2 separate regions of the Mus musculus genome follow, and region 2 is linked to region 1. The links are chromatin loops, found by intact Hi-C in ENCODE. Cell type or tissue: heart. All regions are shown on one strand. Links, peaks and the distances in the headings refer to the core of each region. The heading gives the core; the rest is flanking DNA. Region 1 has its middle 23 kb from the start of Amer3. Region 2 holds the start of Ptpn18 (protein tyrosine phosphatase, non-receptor type 18).

Evidence for each region. Hi-C counts contacts between places; a loop is a spot of excess contacts. Peaks named below come from ENCODE experiments on the same cell type or tissue, not always from the same donor. Only the 100,000 strongest peaks of a DNase experiment are listed, where the experiment ranks them.
Region 2: it touches region 1 in a loop (9-fold over the local background); 6 of 42 quality-filtered maps call a loop at or near these places.

The regions. Positions count from the first base shown.
Region 1 is chr1:34,598,028-34,608,241 of GRCm38, forward strand. No RefSeq gene overlaps it. Among named protein-coding and RNA genes, the nearest start is that of Amer3, 23 kb to the left of the region's middle. In heart, for the core only: a CTCF peak has its summit at 4,518 (motif pointing left); no DNase peak of the experiment used is centred there.
Region 2 is chr1:34,458,173-34,468,386 of GRCm38, forward strand. It overlaps Ptpn18 (protein tyrosine phosphatase, non-receptor type 18), which reads left to right and starts at 1,574. Exons shown (of 15, transcript NM_011206.2): 1 at 1,574-1,744; 2 at 4,530-4,638; 3 at 4,935-5,011; 4 at 5,097-5,192; 5 at 5,294-5,332; 6 at 10,121-10,189. The coding sequence starts at 1,652. It overlaps Gm32504 (a long non-coding RNA gene), which reads right to left and starts at 2,863. Exons shown (of 4, transcript XR_373299.3): 1 at 1,587-2,863; 2 at 1,249-1,491; 3 at 1-1,092. In heart, for the core only: CTCF peaks have their summits at 1,702 and 4,833 (motif pointing right); DNase peaks (open chromatin) are centred at 1,539, 2,029, 4,809 and 6,319; H3K4me3 peaks cover 1,414 bases; H3K27ac peaks cover 1,207 bases; H3K27me3 peaks cover 862 bases.

The sequences.
Region 1 (10,214 bases), core at 766-8,765:
GCCCAGCACACCAACCCACTTACTCACACTAAGAAATGCACATGTGCACAGAGATGTACATACAACCACAGACATGAAAGCAAAGGTAATTAAAGATTAAATGTTATGATCAACTTTATAGTGATCAGAAGCACTAGTGTTGAGAAGGATTGGTGTGTTTGACAGGGAAAAGTGACCTACAGGGGGATTTGCATTTCTCCTGACACAGCGACAAGCTTTGTTCAGCACTGGAATCATAGCTCCAATGCAGGAAATAACTGTTCCGATCCTTATTCAATTCCAAACACATGCTATAAAGTTCCCAAGTTCTACTCTACAAATTCATGAATTGTATGGGGTAAAAAGTTTAGTACATCCATTAATCAACTCTGAAAACAAGAAATTCATTAAATTGGGGAAATCAATCAACAATCAAAAACAAAGACCCAGAACCTGTAGCTACCATTGGGAATTTCAACTCTGCAGTCTGCTCCATGGATTGGATCTGGACCACTAAGCCTGGCTTGGGATGTTAAGAGAGCTGCCAGTTCACCTGTTTCTCTTCTCTGCATTCCGGAAAGTCTACAAAGACAATTACTTAACACACCAGCTTGGGCGGTACTGCTGGTACAGGCCTTAATTCCAGCAGTCAGAAGCAGAGGCAGGTGAAACACTGTGAGTTGGAGAGCAGCCTGGTCTACAGAGTGAATTCTAGAACAGCCAGGGCTACACAGATAATCCCTGTCTCAAAACAATCAAAATCACCAGTCAGCCCTTTGAGGGCTTAGGGAGAGGGTGTAGGTCACTAAGGATATCTCCAGCATGTCACCTGGCTCACTGTGCTACCTGGGCTGGTGAGGGAATGAAGAAAGGACAGACACAGAGACACATGGACAGTGAAGCTGGGATCATCTGGGTTCTCTAACATTGCTATGACTCCAGGAATCTCAGGCTGCTAATTAGGGCAAACACAGGAGGAGGGGTTAGCTCGACTGGGTGGGAGTTCATGAGCAGTACCAGCCTATATCCAAGGGGAAACTTATAGTTACTAGAATTTGCACTTACTGATCAATCATTCATAAACAACAATGATTGCACTCCAGAGCAAAGCTTTGCATTGTTCTTGAGCCTGTCCCATAAATGGTTTTGCCAATTTGGGATAGGACAATTGATCTCCCAGTCCTAGGAGAGCCATGTCCACGTCAAAATAGACAATTCCTCGGAACTTCGGCCTTTCAACATTCTCTTGCTCCCTACACAAAAGCAAAACCACTAGGGACCATTTCACTAACAGGAGTGAGTACCAGTCAGGGCCTCTCTCTGCCTAGCCATAAGCTTCCCTCAATCTGTACCAGACAGATCCACTCCACCTAGGGAACACGGAGCTCCAGCCTGCAATCCTCCAGGCCCTCACTTCTGAGTCAAATAGTTCTTGAAACAGCTACAGGGAACAACCATCTGCTTTTGACACTTAGACAATCTACCTGAGTACCTGCCTCTGGTGACATTTCACCTGGCCCTAGCACTACTCTTTCTATTTGTATTGTGTACAAGGGTCCTAGTCAATTTGTCAACAACACAAGCCTAAGAAATCTGAAAGAGGGAAATGTGATTGAGAGAACGCCTACATCACATAGCCTACAGGAAAGATGTGGGCAGTTCCTTCATCAGTAACTGCTATGGGAGTGTGGAATCTCACTGGGGGAAGTGCCACTAGTGGGCAGCATGTCCTGAGCAGGAGAGTCAGGTCAGCAATCCAGTCAGCAGCCCTCCTCTATAGGCTCTCTTTCACTTCCTGCCTCCAGGTTCCTGCCCTGTTTGAGTCCCTGTCTTGTCTCCGGTGCAAAGATGGCCAATGATCTGGAAACCTGAGTACCTGAGTCTCATGAACCTTTTGTGTCCCATGTTTCTTTCAGTCCTAGTGTCTGTCACATTGATGCAAAGTAACCTATGGCAGATTTGTATTTATTCGTACACTGGTCCTCAACAGGCAGTGAATGTTCCATTGTTGCGCTCACCTCGTCCAGCAAGGAAAAACCGCAACACGGTCGGATTCTTCTCAACAGCTTTATTGCAGGAACTCAGGGAGGACTGCTTATATACACCCCAGCACTGGGGAGGGCTATGTGTCCTCCTGGGATTGTTCAGTCCGCCCGCACTTTAATTTGCATGCACCTGCTGGGGAGGGGTTGGCGCCAGATTTGGGCTAGCGCCTGCGCAGTGACGTTGTTTATGGCGACAGTGTACCGGAGACCGGCGCAAGGTGGCTACATTCCATGGCAAAAGATGAAGAAGGAAGGGAGGCTGATAGACCCACCTTCTTGGAGAAAGGGGATTGGTGGGCAGAACTTTGGGGGTTGGGCTAGTACTAACTACCAGAAGCTATAGTTTAGTATCAACTATCCCACTGCCCAAGATGAGATACTCAGATATGCAGCCTTTATCTCCACATGACATTTCTCACTTAGGGGCACGGTGGTCTCAAGACAGGGTTTCTCTGTGGACCTGACTGTCCTGGAACTCCCTCAGTAGGCCAGGTTAGCCAGGAACTCAGAGATCCACCTGCCTCTGCCTCCCAAGTGCTGGAATTAAAGGTGTGCACCTCCGCCACAGGGCTTCCTCATGGCATTTCTAACAGTCCAACTACCAAATGTGGAGAGCCCAGTGACCATCCACAGCCACCAGGCACAGGGACAGTGGCAGATGGGATGCAGGCCCTGTGGCCTAAGGAAACAAAATTTCAGGGGGGCAGGAGGAATACATTTCAGATATACTACACAGCAGGGTGATGGCCATCCTAATGCAATCTTTTCTAAGATGTTCAGAGCAACTGCCAGCTTCCTCTGGCCCTAGCACCTTAAGGAGACAGCATGGAGACCCATAACCCCAGAGTTTGAGGGAAGTGGGTAGAGAATCAGTCAACTTTGGATTCTTTCCAGAGTTCAATCATAATGTCTCCATATTTTGTGTGCAAGAGCCAGCCTATTGCCCTCCATAGTTGAACTTTAAAGCAGCAAGAAGTATTAAGACTGTAGTTGACCTGGCCCATGATACAGGTCCTATACTGCATAAAATGCACCAAAAATGCCCTTGGGAAAGAATATGAAGGTGGCCTGAGGAAGCAGATCTAGAAGTCCTCTGTCCCTTTCCAGAAGGCTCTCTACAAGCTGAAACAGGAGTCTGGACACATCCCTGTCTCCTATAATTTTTTATAACTGAAATTAAGTATAGCAAATACTTAAACTTCAGTTAGAGCATAGACAGAGGTAGCTTCTTGTCAGGTGTCATCACACCAGTAAAGGCATGTGGGGGAAACACCAAGCCTTTGTCCTCAGCCTCTAAAAGAACTGTAAGGTCTAGTGAAAGAATGCTAGTATGAGTGTGCCGTTCTGCCACCCAGAACGACAGCTGTGTGTGAGACCTTTCTAGTGTCCAAAGTTTTGCTTGATGCACAGCTCCATGCCTCTGAGAATGTGATACTGCTGTCTGAGGGAGGACAGGCATGGCTGAACAGAACAGCTCCCACATGCTGCTCTCTGGGAGGCCATATTCAAGCACAGACCTAGGACAGTCACAGTGATCTGAGAGGATTGAAGAAACAAAGGACAGCCCTCAGTACAGCGGAGTGAATATACAGCCAGGTGCAAACAAGCCCTTAAGGACCTGTGTCCTGTGATATGAAATTGCTCCTGGCAGCTTGGTAGTAATTAAAGAACTTGAAATTCTGTGTAGCTGGGCCCTCACCAAGTATCCAGAACTGCTGTTCCCCTTCCCATGCATGGGTCATGAAAGCCCAGCCTTCCTTGTGACAGAGGCTGACATCAGGCCCTGAGGCAGTGAGCACCTCAGAAGAATACATGGGGGAGGTGATGCTGGTGGTGTCCTAGGTCTGCTGTGCCTATAGAAGGAGGGAGGAGTATCTCAAGGAATGATAGGATGTGGGGTTTGCTTAATTGGCCTCTGCCTCCAAAGAACAACCTGGTGAGGACCTGTCACCTCTGATGAGACAGGTGCCCCCTCATGAGCTCCACTCTAGTCTTCTCCCCAGGAGGGCAGTTAACCATCAAGGCAGGATGCTCTCTACTTTGGAAGAAAAGAGTTAGAAAGGCTTTCAACCTCCTCTGAGACTTCTGCAACTTTGAAAAAGTGCTTCCCATAAGGAGATAAGGCGGTGCCCCTGAAGGGAGAGAAAGCGCTGGCTTAGGATAAGTCCTCAGGCTCATCAGATGTTCCACACCAAAAATTCATTCATTCATTTGTTCATTCATTCATTCTCTCTGTCTCCCTACCTTTCCCTTCCTCCCTCTCTCCTGCCCCCCTCATGCCTCCACCCTTCCCTCTCTCACTGAAGAAAAAGAAAACCTAGAATGTGCCCAGGTTCTCCTGCCCATGAACCTGGTCTCCAAAGTCACAAAATTTGTTGTTCTGCCTCCCATAGCAGGATGTTTTTGGATTCAGGTCTCTGAGTTCAATTCCCTGGCAGTCACAGAAACCTTGCCGGACTGCTGCCTCCCAGAGCACCCGGCCTGCACTGCACTGTGCTGAGCTCTGCTGCCCTCTGGTGGTCAGGGTTCTTTCCTTCGCTGGGATTCCCATTCTGCAGCAGGGCATTGCTTCTCCTTATCAACTCCAGCATCCAGATGATCCTGTCTGAGTGATCCACAGACTTCACTAGATCCACTGGGCTCCCTCTGTGTTGCGCGCGCTCAACTGGCCAGGAAGAACGACGCTGCTACAGGATCCTTCTGCACACATTTATTCAGTCCTGTTTCTTCTTGTTTATATCTCCCTTGTTTATATCTCCCCTGTTTATATCTCCCCTGTTTATATCTCCCTTGTTTTCATATCTCCCTTGTTTTTATATCTCCCTTGTTTATATATCTCCCTTGTTTTTATATCTCCCCCGAACCCTGGGCCTCTCACTCCTTTTATACTCTCTCTCATCCACGAACCGCAGGCCACGCCCCCTCACCAGGCACGCAGCCTCAGCTAATCAGGGCAGCAGGGGCAAATCTCCACCAAATTGGATTCACCTGTATCCTGGTACACCTGCCCAGCACTCAAGATGTTTGTGTCTTATATGAGGAAGTCAGGTGCAAGTCATATGACTTAGCTGCAGTCTCTGGCGCCTTTGGGACTGCCGCCACACCCGCTCCCCACAATTCCCCCTTTTTTCTTTTTTGGCAGAGAGAATGTCTGTAGATAGCCCCCCGCAGCCATGTCCCTTACCCGTCCTTGGGTGACAAACAGCATTGGTTTGATCCCTGTCTTAGGTTGGTGACATGCCCAGGGAGTCTTATCACTGACTACCTCTCTATCATGCCAAGCCACTCCTGGGGAGATTGTGTTTTGCTTGTGGCAGGTGCATCAAAAGGCCAGGATGTTAATTAACCTATGGCCAGATCTTAATTGCTGCAAGCAAGCCTCATGGGTGAAGGTAGAGGTCTGATCCCCAGTGTGCAAGCATAGGGGCCCTACACAAAACCATCCCTTAGGCTCATCACCCAGAGAGGTCTTGGCCAGCTCCCGTGTCGTTTTTCCTGGGGGAAGGGAACTAGGACACTGAACCTTCATGCAATCAGACGTGCCTTCCACAGGATGCCAACAGCAGCTATCCTCTGTGCAGTGCTTAGCCTCGCACCCCACGGCATAACGCAGCATAATTTCTTTTAGAGCGGCAAACCGAATCTGAGGAGATTGTCCCGCCTCCACTGCAGCAAAAGCCTATGCTACCATGGCGAAAGTGCGGGCCGCACACTCTGCACCTAACACATGTGCCAAACACAAAACACACACACACTATAACAAGCATACATCCCAGGGCTCTCATCCCCGCTCATCTTCCCTGAAGCAAGGGATAGATAGCCAGAGGGGATATCTCTTTAAGGGGAATTCAGGGATCAAAAAGCGTGGAAAAATTTGAATGTCATGTCGAGCTGGTATCGGCTTCTGGAATACCGAAAGGATCTCTCATCTCGGCTCCATCCTTTGTGCTTGTGGGATCATCCACCACATCCACAGGGGCAACTGGATCAGGAGCCTCATTCTTGCAGCGTCTCACCAATCTCTCCAGCACCCAAAGAGGTTCCGTCTGGTCCTGTGGAAACACACAAACAGACCCTCTCGCCCACATCAACACCTGATCTGGTCGATCCCCGGGGGGGATGGACACAATACCTCGTGGTGATGAGACCATAACCTCAATCACCTGTGTGTCCATCTGGGAAGTCAATATGAGAGTCAAGTTTTCACTAGCTTCCCCTCTGTTAGGCAATGATTTCCACGCCCTTATAGCAATCTGATTCACCTGCTCAAACACCTGCACTGGATATCCTGTCTGTTGTTGTGCAAATCTACCTTGATCAAGCAGCATATCTCTATCCCATGCAAATTCAGCTTGATCAGTGAAAATAGGACATCCCAGCAAGGAGAATCTATCCTCTTTCCAGACCTCCGGACAGAAGGTCTGCCCATAGATGGCTGACGAGGAGGCATAGGGAGGGGGAGCAAAAGCTAATTCGCCTTCCTCCTCTGCCTCAGCTCTTTTATTTTGTCCTTTCTGTCCACCTGATAACACTGTGTCTCCTTTCTTTTTCCTTTTTCTTTTTAAGCCCTTCTCTTCCAACATACTTTCTTGTTGCTCTATAAGGATTTTCTGACCTGTCTTGACTGCCTCTTGATTCAAACAGTAACAGAGTCCATATATCAGAACAAACAAGACCAAAACTACCAGACCTACCCACAAAGGGTCAATGGGAGAAAAAAGCATAACTACACAGCGAGGATCTATTGATCACTACACTGAGGTTATCATAGTTCCTTAACTTGTCCCCAAACCAGGAACCTTAACTTGTCCCAAAGCCGGGAACCTTTCGTTACCTTGTGCCTGCTTGCTGGCAACTTTATGCTCACCTCTATTTTATCCGAGGTCCTTCCCAAACTCCTGGGGTCGCAAGTTTCACTCACCATGAACTTACCCTGCCGGCAACCACTGACTGCTGAAAGTTCTGAACTCGGTGGGGGAGTCGGTTCCCAGTACGGGCCACCAATTGTCACGCCCGCTCTCGACCAGCAAGAACGACGTGACCACCAGTCCTTCTAACAGCAGTTTATTCAGTCTTCATCTTTCTTCTTTCTCTTCATCAGTACCGTTCCCCAGCTGAAGAGTTCTGAATCCACGCCGGATCCTTCTCAACAGTCTGTTTCACGGGAACCTTTATTAACCCCTTCTTCCCCGTTATGCAGTTCTGAATCCTCCCTGTAGCAGGGGGTCTTCGCTTGTGCCTGAAGATGTTTCTTGTCCCGGGTTTCGGCACCACTTGTTGCGCGCGCTCAACTGGCCAGGAAGAACGACGCTGCTACAGGATCCTTCTGCACACATTTATTCAGTCCTGTTTCTTCTTGTTTATATCTCCCTTGTTTATATCTCCCCTGTTTATATCTCCCTTGTTTTTATATCTCCCCCGAACCCTGGGCCTCTCACTCCTTTTATACTCTCTCTCATCCACGAACCGCAGGCCACGCCCCCTCACCAGGCACGCAGCCTCAGCTAATCAGGGCAGCAGGGGCAAATCTCCACCAAATTGGATTCACCTGTATCCTGGTACACCTGCCCAGCACTCAAGATGTTTGTGTCTTATATGAGGAAGTCAGGTGCAAGTCATATGACTTAGCTGCAGTCTCTGGCGCCTTTGGGACTGCCGCCACACCCGCTCCCCACACCTCTGCTCGCTAGAAACACCCTGGGGGATTCCTAAGTGATCTTCACATATCATTGGGAACCTGAGAGGTTGGAAAAGTTGGCGGGCCTCAGCTAAGCAGCCCAGGCTTGTCCTGCAGATGACCCTCTCTAGCCATGAGGACTCTCCAGGCTTCCAGCAAGGACAGAATGGCAGGGCCTCCTTGTGTACACATAGAAAGATGCCCAGGTCAAGCATCCCACTGTGCTTATGGCATGAGCACAGTAATAGTAAGATCAGTTCCTGGGAATCCTTTAACCTGGGTCCAGGTTGAGTTCCCATAGAGGACTACATAGGGAAACCTCAGGAAGAAGGGCTGGGTTACAGACTGAACATAAGGGGAGGAGCCCTGCGCTGAAATGCTGTCTCCCAGCACTTGGGTGATAGTGGGAGGGGTGGGGATGACATGAATGGATGCATGTTTAGGGCTGGGCTGGGCACTTGGACCTCTACGTTTTGGTATGAATGCAGATACTCAGACACATACCCTGGCTGTCATGTTAAAAGAAGAGTTCTCCATGAAGAGCGCATTGTAATGTGTCCTGCAACTTCTAAGGGAGGCCAAGCAGGCATTTTTGAGGAGCAGTGTGCATACTAAGGAATACTAATACAACTCAGTGGCTTGATGGAGGTCACACAACAAATGAGGTCTCTGGGTCCCTCGATTCTGCAGCTTGCCCCCTTGATCCCCTGAATTAATTGTTCCTCCCATTGCATCTCCCAGTGCTCTTTTATAGCTCTCACCGCACGCTGTCTCTAGACAGATGTCTATTACCATGATATTGTCAACTGCATTTAGTAATACTTTCATACTCCATAAGGATTCTCATACTCCATAATGAAGTTAACGTGACTTGAATGATATTTCAATCCATTATAACAAGTTTGTGATATTCCTAGGATGCAACCTGGGGACACAGCTATTTCAAAGAGAATATATTTTCTCTTTCTGGAGTCTTACTTTTGTGCACAGTAGAATGTCTGTCTGTCTGTGGCATAGTTCTGCAGACTCAGGCATGTTCTTATCACTTTAGCCCTCAGCTCTTGCTCAGAGACCAGAGGAAAATGCATTTGCAATTGGTACTCATCAGGTGACAGATGAGTGAATTCCCAGTGACACCACTTCCTGGTTTACAGAGGCTGCCATTCTCTGGGTTCTCATATGACAGGGACTTCTTTCTATCACACTAAACTCCTATCCAAGGGACAAAATCTGTCCCTGCCTCCCTACAGGAGGCCAGTCTCTAAACACTATTCTCCAGGTGTGAGGGCCTTACCATTTCAATCTGGGGAAGATTCAAGGATGGAACCCTTTTGAGCAACAGACTGTAAAATAACCCTTAAAGATAAGCCTTTATTCTCTCCTCTGCCTGTTCTATGGCTCCTCTCCGTTTGCAAACAGTTTGCAATCAGATTATTGCCCAAATGGCAAGGGGCACTACTCCTGCGAGTTTGCTGTTGCTCATACAAGGGACAGCCACAGAAGAATACCGGAGGGTTTCACACTAACCGAGACTCCCATTCAGGAGACAACAGAAGGAAATGAAGCCCTTGGTCCCCAACTGCCATTTCAGTAAGGTGCACTTGATGGTCATGCCAAAGTCTATCAGTTTTATATTACTCTATACATTTCTTAGGATACTATGGGAGATTATATCTCTATGGACAATGTCAAGATTATACTAGTACTTTATGACTGACACAAAATACCCGAATATATTCTTTGCCTCTTCCTCTTGTAGTGGGCCAGCTTCCATTATCAGTTCAAAGAAGTTTCATCCTGGAGCGTACTGAGTAACAAGATGGACCTGTTTTGATGTTACGATGGTGAAGTGTCTCCCATGTTGCTATTTCTGACAGGATCCTACTTATGGGCTTTTCAATGATCTCTTCAGTTTCTAGGGTCACCATGGCCTGAGTTTTTCTGTAGCAGGCACGATTCATGGTGTCAAATGCACCCTGGCTAATTGGAAAAAGAACAATACATTGACTCCTGAGTTGGTTCTTTCTGGAGTTGCTGGCCATAAGGCTTGTTTCCTAGAAGGCTCCTGACAGTACTTTAGACAGTTTGCTCCTTGCTTCTAACCCCTTCTTCATGCGTTAATGCTTTTTTATTATTGAACTTTCCTGATTTGTCAGGGAGAGGGCCTAGGGATTGGACTGAACTTAAGTTTCCATGGGATGCTCCTATCTGTGCACAAATACCTCCAAGATCTAACCGGACACAGCCTTATCTGGCATTCTAAGGAACTGCAGAAAGTCTACTCCAAAGCTTCTGCATTCTACTGCTCCCACTCTTAATCTGAATGGTCTTTGAGAGATGTCAATTCTGAGACGTTTGTTCTTGGTCCCCCAGAGGAATTTGCTCCAGTTAAGGTTTTTTTACTGGCAGGGAGGAAGGCAGTTGGCCAGAGCTGCCCTATGTACAAACAGGATTGCAATTGGGGAAAGATATTCTATGTACAAGAAGGAAGGCAGTTGGGAAGAGATGCCCTA
Region 2 (10,214 bases), core at 888-8,887, 140 kb before region 1:
TCCCCATTTCAGTGAAAAAGTTTTCATACTATCACCCTCATACTATCTGGCTGTTTTGCATTGCCACCACTGGCAGACCCACAGTGACGTAAGACAGAGATCTAGCGATAAAACCCAATAAAGTCTTGTCTGGCTTTTAAAGATGCTATCCATTCCTTCATTTAAACACTGTGATGACCAAGTTGACAGCCTTTTACCAATGATCCCACTCATCTTCCAGTGACTTAAAGCACTTCTTTTTTTGGTTTTTCGAGACAGGATTTCTCTGTATAGCCCTGGGTGTCCTGGAACTCACTCTGTGGACCAGGCTGCCCTCGAACTCAGAAATCCACCTGCTTCTGCCTCCCAAGTGCTGGGGTTAAAGGCGTGTGCCACCACCGCTCCGCTCAGCATGCTTAAAGCACTTTCAATTCGCCTTAGCCCTACTTTTGCACACGACCCCAAACGGATCTCCTCAGAGCCCTCCCTCAACAGAGAGTTGGCAATGCTTGAAATTCTTTGGTTCCCTTGCAGGTGGTGCTACTCCATCTGCTGAAGCCTGTTTTGGAAAGAACCCCCTTTTATTTTCTTTTGTGTGTAGGGAGATACACCCTCACTATAGAGCCTGTGTAGTTGTCCAAGGACAACACTCTGGAGTCGATTTTCTCCTTCCACCATGTGGGTCCTAGGTATCAAATCCAGGTTGTCATGTTTATTTAGTGGCAAGGCATTTACCTACTGAACCATTCCACCATCATTAAAACATTTTCCTTTCTCTCTCTCTCTCTCTCTCTCTCTCTCTCCCTTCCTTCCTTCCTTCCTTTCTTCCATTTTTTTTTTTAACTTTGAGACAGGATTTCATCACAAGCTAACTTTGAATTCACAATGTAAGCTAGGGTGACCTTGACTTTCTGATTTTCTTGCCTCCACCTTGTGAATGCTGGGACAGGCACTCTACCAATTCAGCTACAAACCTTAGCACGGCTCTTCTCCAGTCTTTAGTCTCCAGGACCCCAGGAGCTTCAGCATAAGATCTTCTTCAAACTCCTGAAGGGGGACGGAGTGAGTGTTGAGACCACTTTTCCTCCCAATGCCTCTCTAGTCTCTTCCTCCCTGAGGGGTATGGGTTAAGATCCACAAGTTAGGACTGAATCCTGGTGTCCCCGCTTTTCCAGCAGGTTCCAAAAGTGAAATCACACCCCCTACCCTCAGAAATAGGCCTTTTCCCAGAGCAAAGTGCAGGGAATATATTTATTCGAAGTCCCCGACCTCTCTCATATTCCGCTGTCGCACGACTGTGAACCTCAGCGCTCGCAGGACTCCGGAGCAACCTTGGGAACCCGGCCTGCGAGATTGAGAGCGCAGCCATCCCCCTGGAAAGGCCAATGGGACTGAGCGTTCCGTGCGGACTCCACCAGCTTCACGGCAGCCGAAGCACCCGAGGCGCCAGTGGGGAATTGCGGGACCCGCAGCTACTTGGACGGCCAGTTCGGCTGCGGTGGCAGCCAGCACCTATGGGCGGGACGAACGGAGTGAACTCCTAGTGCCATTGGCCGAGGAGCCTGCCAATTACCGGTCTTCATTGGCTGCTGGAATGGAGGCCCCACCTCGCAGTGGCTAAATTCTCGGAGTCGGATCACTCCTTGTGGGAGACCTCAGAGCGGGTCGCAGCATGAGTCGCCATACGGACTTGGTGAGGAGCTTCTTGGAGCAGCTGGAGGCCCGGGACTACCGGGAGGGGGCAATCCTCGCTCGTGAGTTCAGCGTGAGTGACACTCCAGCCATCAAGCTTCGCAGCCAGGCGCTCCCCACGGCTGTCCACCTGTGCAATATGAAAGCTCTGCCTTTTCCTCTCAGCTCCCGGGGCGTCTCCTCCCTCCTGCTCTCGGCTTTCCTCTTCCCGCACTTCTCTCACCCTGACTCTCCCAGCCTTCCGCACTTTGCCCACAGGTGCCCAGAGGGTGAAGACGGCTACTGTTTAGGAGGAGCCAGACACACTCAGGTGTCGGTGTCGAGCTCCCGGTGCAATCTTCTCCCTAGCGGGGCCGTGGCTTCCGCCGTGGAGGGAGGCAACACACCTGCGCTGGACTCGAGTCCCCAACCCGGGCCACTCCTGGGTCACCTTGTAATCCCAGGGAGGAAGTGGTTTGGGGCAGCAGAAAGAGGAACGAGGAAACTTGTAGCCTAGCCTAGGTTTCGCGTTACCAGTCTATCCTAGGGCTTTTCAGAACTGTGGCCCTGGGAGCTCTGACTTCATTTTCACCTGTTTTGAATTGTGAATGATAAAAGACAAGCCGGTTTGAAAATTAGGTGGTTTGGGTAGATGCACCTAGCACGCGTTGGGTATTCACTGGCTATATTAACTGTATGCACCTGCCTTTAACATGGTTTACAAAGGTTGTAAACGTTACCTCGGGCCAATCAAGCTTGTGAGAGCTACTGCCACTCAACAGCCATGGCACACAACATGTAATGACGTATTTTAAATAGAGTGACATGATCCAAATACGTAATACACTATCTCAAACTTAGAAATGTAAATGACAATGATATAAAAATAAGTGTGACATTAAATGATCACTTACAGCCTGGCATGGTGGCACATGCCTGTAATTCTAGCAGTTGGTAGCCTAAAACCGGGGGATAACCATGAGTTCAAGGCCAGCCTGAATTACATAATTTTGTGACCACTCTGGAATACTCTGGAGATTGTTTCAAAGAATGAAAAAGATAGTTTACACAGGCCAATATGTAAACCAGTAACAGTGAAACTCTGGTGGTGGTGCATGCCTTTAATCCTAGCACTTGGAGGCAGGGAAAGGAAGGTTACTGTAAGTCTGAGGTCAGTCTGGTCTACACAGTGAACTCCAGGACAGCCAGGGATATGTAGGAAGACCTTGTCTCTAAAACAATAAAAAAACCAACCAAACAAAAAAAATAACCCCAACTAACTAAATAAGCAAAACAAACAAACAAAAACCCAACAAAGCAACCAAACACCACAACAGATACAACAAACATTAATAAGAACCAAATTTATAGCAGGGTGATGATGGCACACACCTTTGATTTCAGCACTTGGGAAGCAGAGCCAGGTGAATCTCTTGAGTTCAAGGCCAGCCTGGTCTACAGAGTGAGTTCCAGGACAGCCAGGGCTACACGGAGAAATCCTGTCTCGCAAACCTAAAACCAAACCAAACCAAAAAACCCAAAAAGCAAGCAAACGAACAAACAAACAAACAAAAAACCCAAACCAAATGTATTAAGTTAGTAAGTAAATATACACACAAGCATATGGACAGGTTAAATGTGAGTCTAGATAATTTTCATATGTAAATGCTGTAACAGAAGAACTACTAGCATAAAGTATACATTTTATAAGCAAGAAGATATGCATAAACAGGAAGAAGGTGTCTCTGGGGGCTGGAAAAACCTGACCAACATAAGTAAACCACTTTGGAATGGTGGCCCAAACACAATGCCAGTCATTGCAAATATGAGCACCCGATAAGAGCGGTACTCTTCACCAGTTATAATAATGCAACAGCTATAAAGCACCTATAGCATCTTCCTACATGTTATACCTCATATCTATAGCATATTGTCATGCTGTACCTTGTTTAAAGTATTTTTAATTTTTATTTGGCGCATGTAGCTATATATGTATGTATGCATGTGTGTATATAGATACTCTTGGAGACTAGAAAAGGCTATTGAATCCCTGAAGCTGGAGGTACCAGCACTTGTGATCTGGCCAGTGCTAGTGCCAGGAACCAAACTTGGTTCTCTATAAGAGCAGAAAGCACTCCTAACCACTTAGCCATCTTTTCTAAGCCCTATTATTTTTTTGAGACAGGGTCTTGAGACAGGTTCAGGCCGGTCTTGAATTGAATATGTAGCCAAGGATGACTTTGAACTTGTTTAAATTATATGTGTGCACACATGTTCTGGGGGAACTGGACAACCATGAGAGCTACTTTTACCCTTCTATCTTACCTTGGGGTGAAAGTCAGGTTATCTGGCTTGGTGGCAAACACCTCTACCCACTGATGCATCTCCCTGGCCCCAGTTTAATTTGTTTTGGGGGTGGGGGTCTTGTTCATGCCACAGCACCTATGTACAGTCAGAGGACAATTTTCTGGTGTCAGGTCTCCTTATGGTGTGGGGATATAGGGATTGAGTAGAAAATCTTCAGGCCTGTGCAGAAAGTGCTTATTATATGCACCGAACTATCTTTTGGGTCTAAATGATGCATATTTTATTATGATTTATAGTACATTATAACATGATTGAATGTGCAGATCTGAGAGGTCTGGATTCAATCTTTATTGGGGTACCTCCTTGAGGGACCTTTGGCAAGTTACTCAACCACTCACTACCTACATCAACGTTCATCTGCACAATGGGGAGAGTGGATAGCCCCCCACTTGGGATGTCTAAATCCCCTAGCACTGGGCCTGACTTTCACCTGCTGTCCTAGATATTATTACACAGATGCTAGTACGGCTGGGTCTCACTCTGTTCTTTCTGCTCATGGTGCTTTCCACTAGGACATTAAGGCCCGCTCAGTGGCCTGGAAGTCTGAAGGTGTGTGTTCCACTAAAGCCGGCAGTCGGCTTGGGAACACGAACAAGAACCGCTACAAAGATGTGGTAGCATGTAAGTCAGTGGGTATCTTGAGGGAATCAGTGCCACTTGCACAAATGCTGGGTGGCAGTGCCCATTTGGCCGCACCCACCCACAGCCAGCCCCTCCCACTCTTCCTCCCTCCCCTCAAACCCCGCCCCCCGCCACTCCCCAAAGCATGCTATTGCTTGTGCTTGAGGTAGCTGCATTACTCCCTGAAGCCACAAGGGGGCAGAGCTCCACTAGTGTGCTGTCACCCCGCTTGCTTTTGCCTGGGAGGGCGTCAGTGACTTGACACCCACCCCTCCACATGTCCCACCCTCTCCCAGATGATGAGACAAGAGTCATCCTTTCCCTGCTCCAAGAGGAGGGACATGGAGATTACATCAATGCCAACTTCATCCGGGTCAGGCTAGTGATCAGGGGAGGGGTGGCTTTGGGGTGGGTTGGGACAGGCTTCAGCATCTCGTTAATGAATGGGCCTTTCCTAGGGCATAGATGGAAGCCAGGCCTACATTGCGACGCAAGGACCCCTGCCTCACACACTGTTGGACTTCTGGCGCCTGGTTTGGGAGTTTGGGGTCAAGGTCAGCTTTGCGGGACAGAGAGAGAGGGGCATGGTTCTGAGTCCCTGTCCTTCCGATTTCTCCTTACTCAGTGGCCTCCGTCTTCCTTACCTTTTGTCTAGGTAATCCTGATGGCCTGTCAAGAGACAGAAAATGGACGGGTATGTATCCTCAGCCTCCTAGAATGCAAAGAAGGCTTGTGCAGGGAGGAGAGGAGGCGCGGAGTCTCCTTCTTGTCCCTAGAACCAGAGTCCAGTCCCTGCCTGACTCCACTGCAGCTCTGCAAAAGCCACTGGTCCTAATTTTGCCTTGATCTTTTTCCTTTTGATCATGGGGTTGTCCCCACAGTACTGGCAGCCCGATCAGCCCACATCATGTACTGAAGAGTCTCCACCCTGGTCTCTTTATACCCTTGCCTGCTTCTTATACTCCCCTCTACAGGCTCTGTTTGGGGATGTCCTCTGCCATGGGTTTTACCATTGCCCATTCTGTTACCTGGACCTTCACGTGGTGTCACACCCCCACATGCCCACCTCTAACTCTTTCCTGTGTCTTACCATTTTCCTTCATAGTTCTTGTCTACCTCAACACATGGGATAATTCTAAAAGGGGAAATGCACATCACAGTAGTATGACGACCCTCCACAAGCTATTATTTTTACCTTTGACTATCTTCTTACCGGGATACAATTCTCCCGTTTAGCCAGGCATGCCAGCTCCCAGTGTGTACTTCAGGTTCTTAGGAGGCCAAAGTAAGAGCATCAAAACTTTGAGGCTGCCGGGCGGTGGTGGTGCACGCCTTTAATCCCAGCACTCGGGAGGCAGAGGCAGGCAGATTTCTGAGTTCGAGGCCAGCCTAGTCTACAAAGTGAGTTCCAGGACAGCCAGGGCTATACAAAGAAACCCTGTCTCGAAAAACCAAAAAAAAAAAAAAAAAAAAAAAAAAAAGCCAAAAAAAAAAAAAACCAAAACCAAAACCAAAACCAAAAAAACCCCTGAGGCCAGCCTGGGCAACTCAGGGAGACCATCCACACATTCACCACCCTGTTAGCAGTCCCAGCCCATGTTTAAAGTCACAGGCAACCCCTAGTCCCCTAGTCTCCTTTTGATGCCAGCAGATTTGCCTACTCGGCATGTTTAACATGAAATGGAATTGTGTGGCACGTGCCTTCCACGACTGGCGTCTTCCTCTTTGTGTTCTCGGTTCTTGCATCCAGAAGCATGGCCCTAGTGTACTTCTTTTGATTGCTGAATAGCACCTTGAACGCACCTACATCTCACTCCTCCTCTAAGCAGTTTGTAGATGCTGGATTGCTTCTCTGAATCACACCGCTGTGAACTTTCGTATGCAAGCCTTTGTGTGGACATGAACTTAGAGTTTGCACTAGGTGGAACTGCTGGCTCATAGAGGAACTCTAATTTTAACTCTAGTTTAAGGAAGTGACAGGCCATTTTCCAGAGTAGCTGTGTCAGGTTACTTTTCCATCCACAGTACACAACTCCAGTTTCCTTACATCCTCGCCAACAGTTCTGATTCCTTCTCATTTTGAAAACCTTTTACTTACTGTGTATAGGGGCATGCGCATGTGTGCACATGTGTGCCGTGGAATGGGGCAGAGGTCAGAGACAAATTTGGGAAGTGGATGTCTCTTTCATCCATGTGGGTCCCTGGGATTGACTTGGCAACAAGTGTCTTTACCCATGAGCCATTCTGCCTGTTACCCCTGTTCCCTGCCCCCCCTACCCCCATTATAGCCATTGTTGGAAATATAAGGGAGTCTCTAACTGGGTCTTGTAAACCTTGTGGTAAAATATATGTAAACATAAAAATCGCCATGTAAGGGACTGAAAGATGTCTGGAGGTTAAGAGCACTTGTTACTCTGTAGAGGACCTGAACTCCTAGGTAGTACCTACATCAAGTAGCTTATAATTACCTATAACTCCAGCCCCAAAGGGATCTGATGCCCTCTTCTGGCCTCCTTGGGCACCCAACACACACACACACACACACACACACACACACACACACACACACACAGCATAAACTCCTCCTCCTCCCCTGGTCCTGGCCACCTGTCTTCTGTCCCTATTGTTGCCTGTCCTAGCCGCACCGTGTAAATGGGATTATAAAATATGTGTCCTTCTGTTTCTGGTTCCTTTCCCTTGATGGTTTTAAGGTCTGTCCATGATGTCATGTGCACCAGAATGTCATTCATTGTAAGACTGAATATGCCATGGCTTTGTGTCGTGTTTCCTGTACCCATTCATCTGCTGATAGACAGTTGGGCTGCTCTCCCTTTTAGACCACGGTTGGCACACACTGATAAAACAGTTTATGTTTGCTTCTGGCTTTCGTTTTCATTTGTGTGAGTCAATGCATGTCCATGTGTGGTTATGGATATGTGTCTCTGTCTCGTGCATCTCACTATATCACCTTGGCTGGCCTGGAACTCACAGAGATCCACCTGTTTCTGCCCCCCCCCCCCTGCTTCTGCTATATTGCTAGGTTTAAAGACTTGTGACACTCTGCTGGCTCTTTTGTTCCTTTAGGGGTCCTCCCTGAACTCAGTCCTTGAATTTTCTCAGCTTGGCTAGAAGCTGGCAAGCCCCAGAGATCTTCCTGTCTCTGCCCACCGCTGAGCTGGGGCTACAAGCATACAAAGGTGCCTAGCTTGTTATATGGGTGCTAGGATCTGTGCTCCAGTGTTCATGGTTGTGTGGCACTCTTAATTGCTGAGCTCTCTCTCTAGAACTGTCTATTTTTTTTTTCAATTATTTGAATATAAATCTGCAGCAGAATTGTTTAATTTTTTTTTTTCCACAGTGGCTAGAACTTTTCGGCTTCTATTGGCTAGGGGTTTTGGTCTCTCCCTATGTTCAGCCACACTTGCTATTTTGTATGCATTCATTGTGTGGTGTGCACATATTTAGAGATCAAAGGAGGATGTCAGGTGTCCTGTGCTGTCCACTTTCTGCTTTTTTTCCTTGACTCGGGTGTTTCTCTTAGCCTAGAACTAGGCTGGCAACCATAGCCTAGAGATCCTCTGTTTGTTCTTTGCCCCTACGATGTTGGAGTTACAGGGTATACCAGCCATCTCCCATGGGTGCTGGGTCTTTGAATTCAGATCCTCATTCTTGTTCAGCATCTGTTCTTACCCATGAGCCATCTCTCCAGGTCAACAGTTATTTACCTCCCACTCATGGGGATGGAGAAATGGCTCAGCGGTTAAAAGTGTATTCTGCTGTTGCAAAGGACCCACATTTGGTTCCTAGCACCAACATCAAGTGGCTTACAAGGACTTGGAACTCCAGCTCCAGGGCACCTCACAACCCTGGCCTGTTCAGTTACCTGCATTCACAGGCATGTAACATCCAATTAAAAATGATAAAAATAAGTCCTTGTTTGTTTGTTTGTAGATAGGGTGCCTCTGTGTAGCCCTGGCTGCCCTGGAACTCACTCTGTAGACCAGGCTAGCCTCAAACTCAGAGTTCTGCCTACCTCCACCTGGCAAAAAATACATCTTAAAAAAGAAAAAAAAAACCCACTCATTTTTGTTTTGTTTTTCATGTGTTTGTCTGTTTGTGTGTTTTCTCTGGACAGACATATATTCAGGTTCCATTTTAAAATTGGGTTATTGTTTTTAGTACTGAGTGGAAAGAGTTCTGGATAAAAGTACTTAGCTGGGCAGTGATGGTGCATGCCTTTGATCCCAGCACTAGAGAGGCAAAAGAGTTCGAGGCCAGACTGGTCTATAAATCAGGATCCAGGATAGCCAAGGCTACACTGAGAAACCTGTCTCAAAAAAACAGAAAAAGAAACCTTGTGATGTAGCTCAGTGGTAGAGCCAGTGTTTTGAAAAAACAGAAAAAGAAAGAAAGATAGAAAGACAGATAGAAAGAGAGAGGAGGAAGAAAAAAGGAAAGAAAGAATTGCCCAGCATGGTAGTACATGCCTTTGAAAGGCAGAGGCAGGTAGATCTCTGTGAGTTTTACACTAGCCTGGTCTACACAGCAAGTTCCAGGATAGCCAGGAATAAAATTTACAACTTTGAAATTTTATATCATATTTTTTATACTTCTTGATGTTGTATGCTTGTTTTCATTAATGACACACCAAATAGCTTATACTGAATAATAATACAAAATTGATAGTCTTCTGTTCTAGCGACCTTATTGAGTTGTTCTAGCGACCTTACTGAGTTTATTGGCCTGGTGGCACGTGTGGTATGCATTCTTAAGTCGCTTTCCCATAAAAATGAGTCATGTCATATATAGATCAAAGCTTTGTTTCTTCCTTTCCCAGCCTGCATGTTGACCCCCTCCCCCACCCTCCCTCCCCTCCTCCATCACTTCCTCTTCTCCTTTCCTTCCCGTTTGCTTATGGATCTTTTCCCATTCTCTGATTATCCCCATGGTAACCAGCCACATTTTGCTAAATCTTTGTCAAGGACAGAGGATGCTGGGTTTTCAGTGTTGCGTAGTCCAGTGTTAGATTGTGTTGACTCTGGTTAAAAAGTGTTTCAAGTGTTTTACTGTTCTAGGAAGGCAGTGGAGACTCTTCTATATATTTTATCACATGGTGCTTTCTCTTTCCCTGGCTTCTGTTTGCATAGCCTCTCTTCCCTGCAAATTCTTTGTCACGATCTCTAAGCCGTGCGTGATCCGTGCTTCTGCGGCATGGTGGAATCACTGGGTTCCTTAGTTCCTACAGCTTAGTGACAAGGCACCACCCTGCAGGGCATGGGTCTATGATACATAGTAGTCCATGCGATTAGTTACATTGCCAGGCCATAGGAGGATATCCTGAACTGTCTTCCCCCAGCAAGATCAGAATCTAGCTTCTGTGCTGTGTGCAAGTATTTATGTTATACTCTGCAGCTGGCCTCCACAAGTGGCTCTGAAGGTGACTTCCCCATTCACTCCTTGCCTTCCTCACCTTACTTTGCAGAGGAAGTGTGAACGCTACTGGGCCCGGGAGCAGGAGCCTCTAAAGGCTGGGCCTTTCTGCATCACCCTGGTAAGTTGGAGCAGGGCTGGGAACA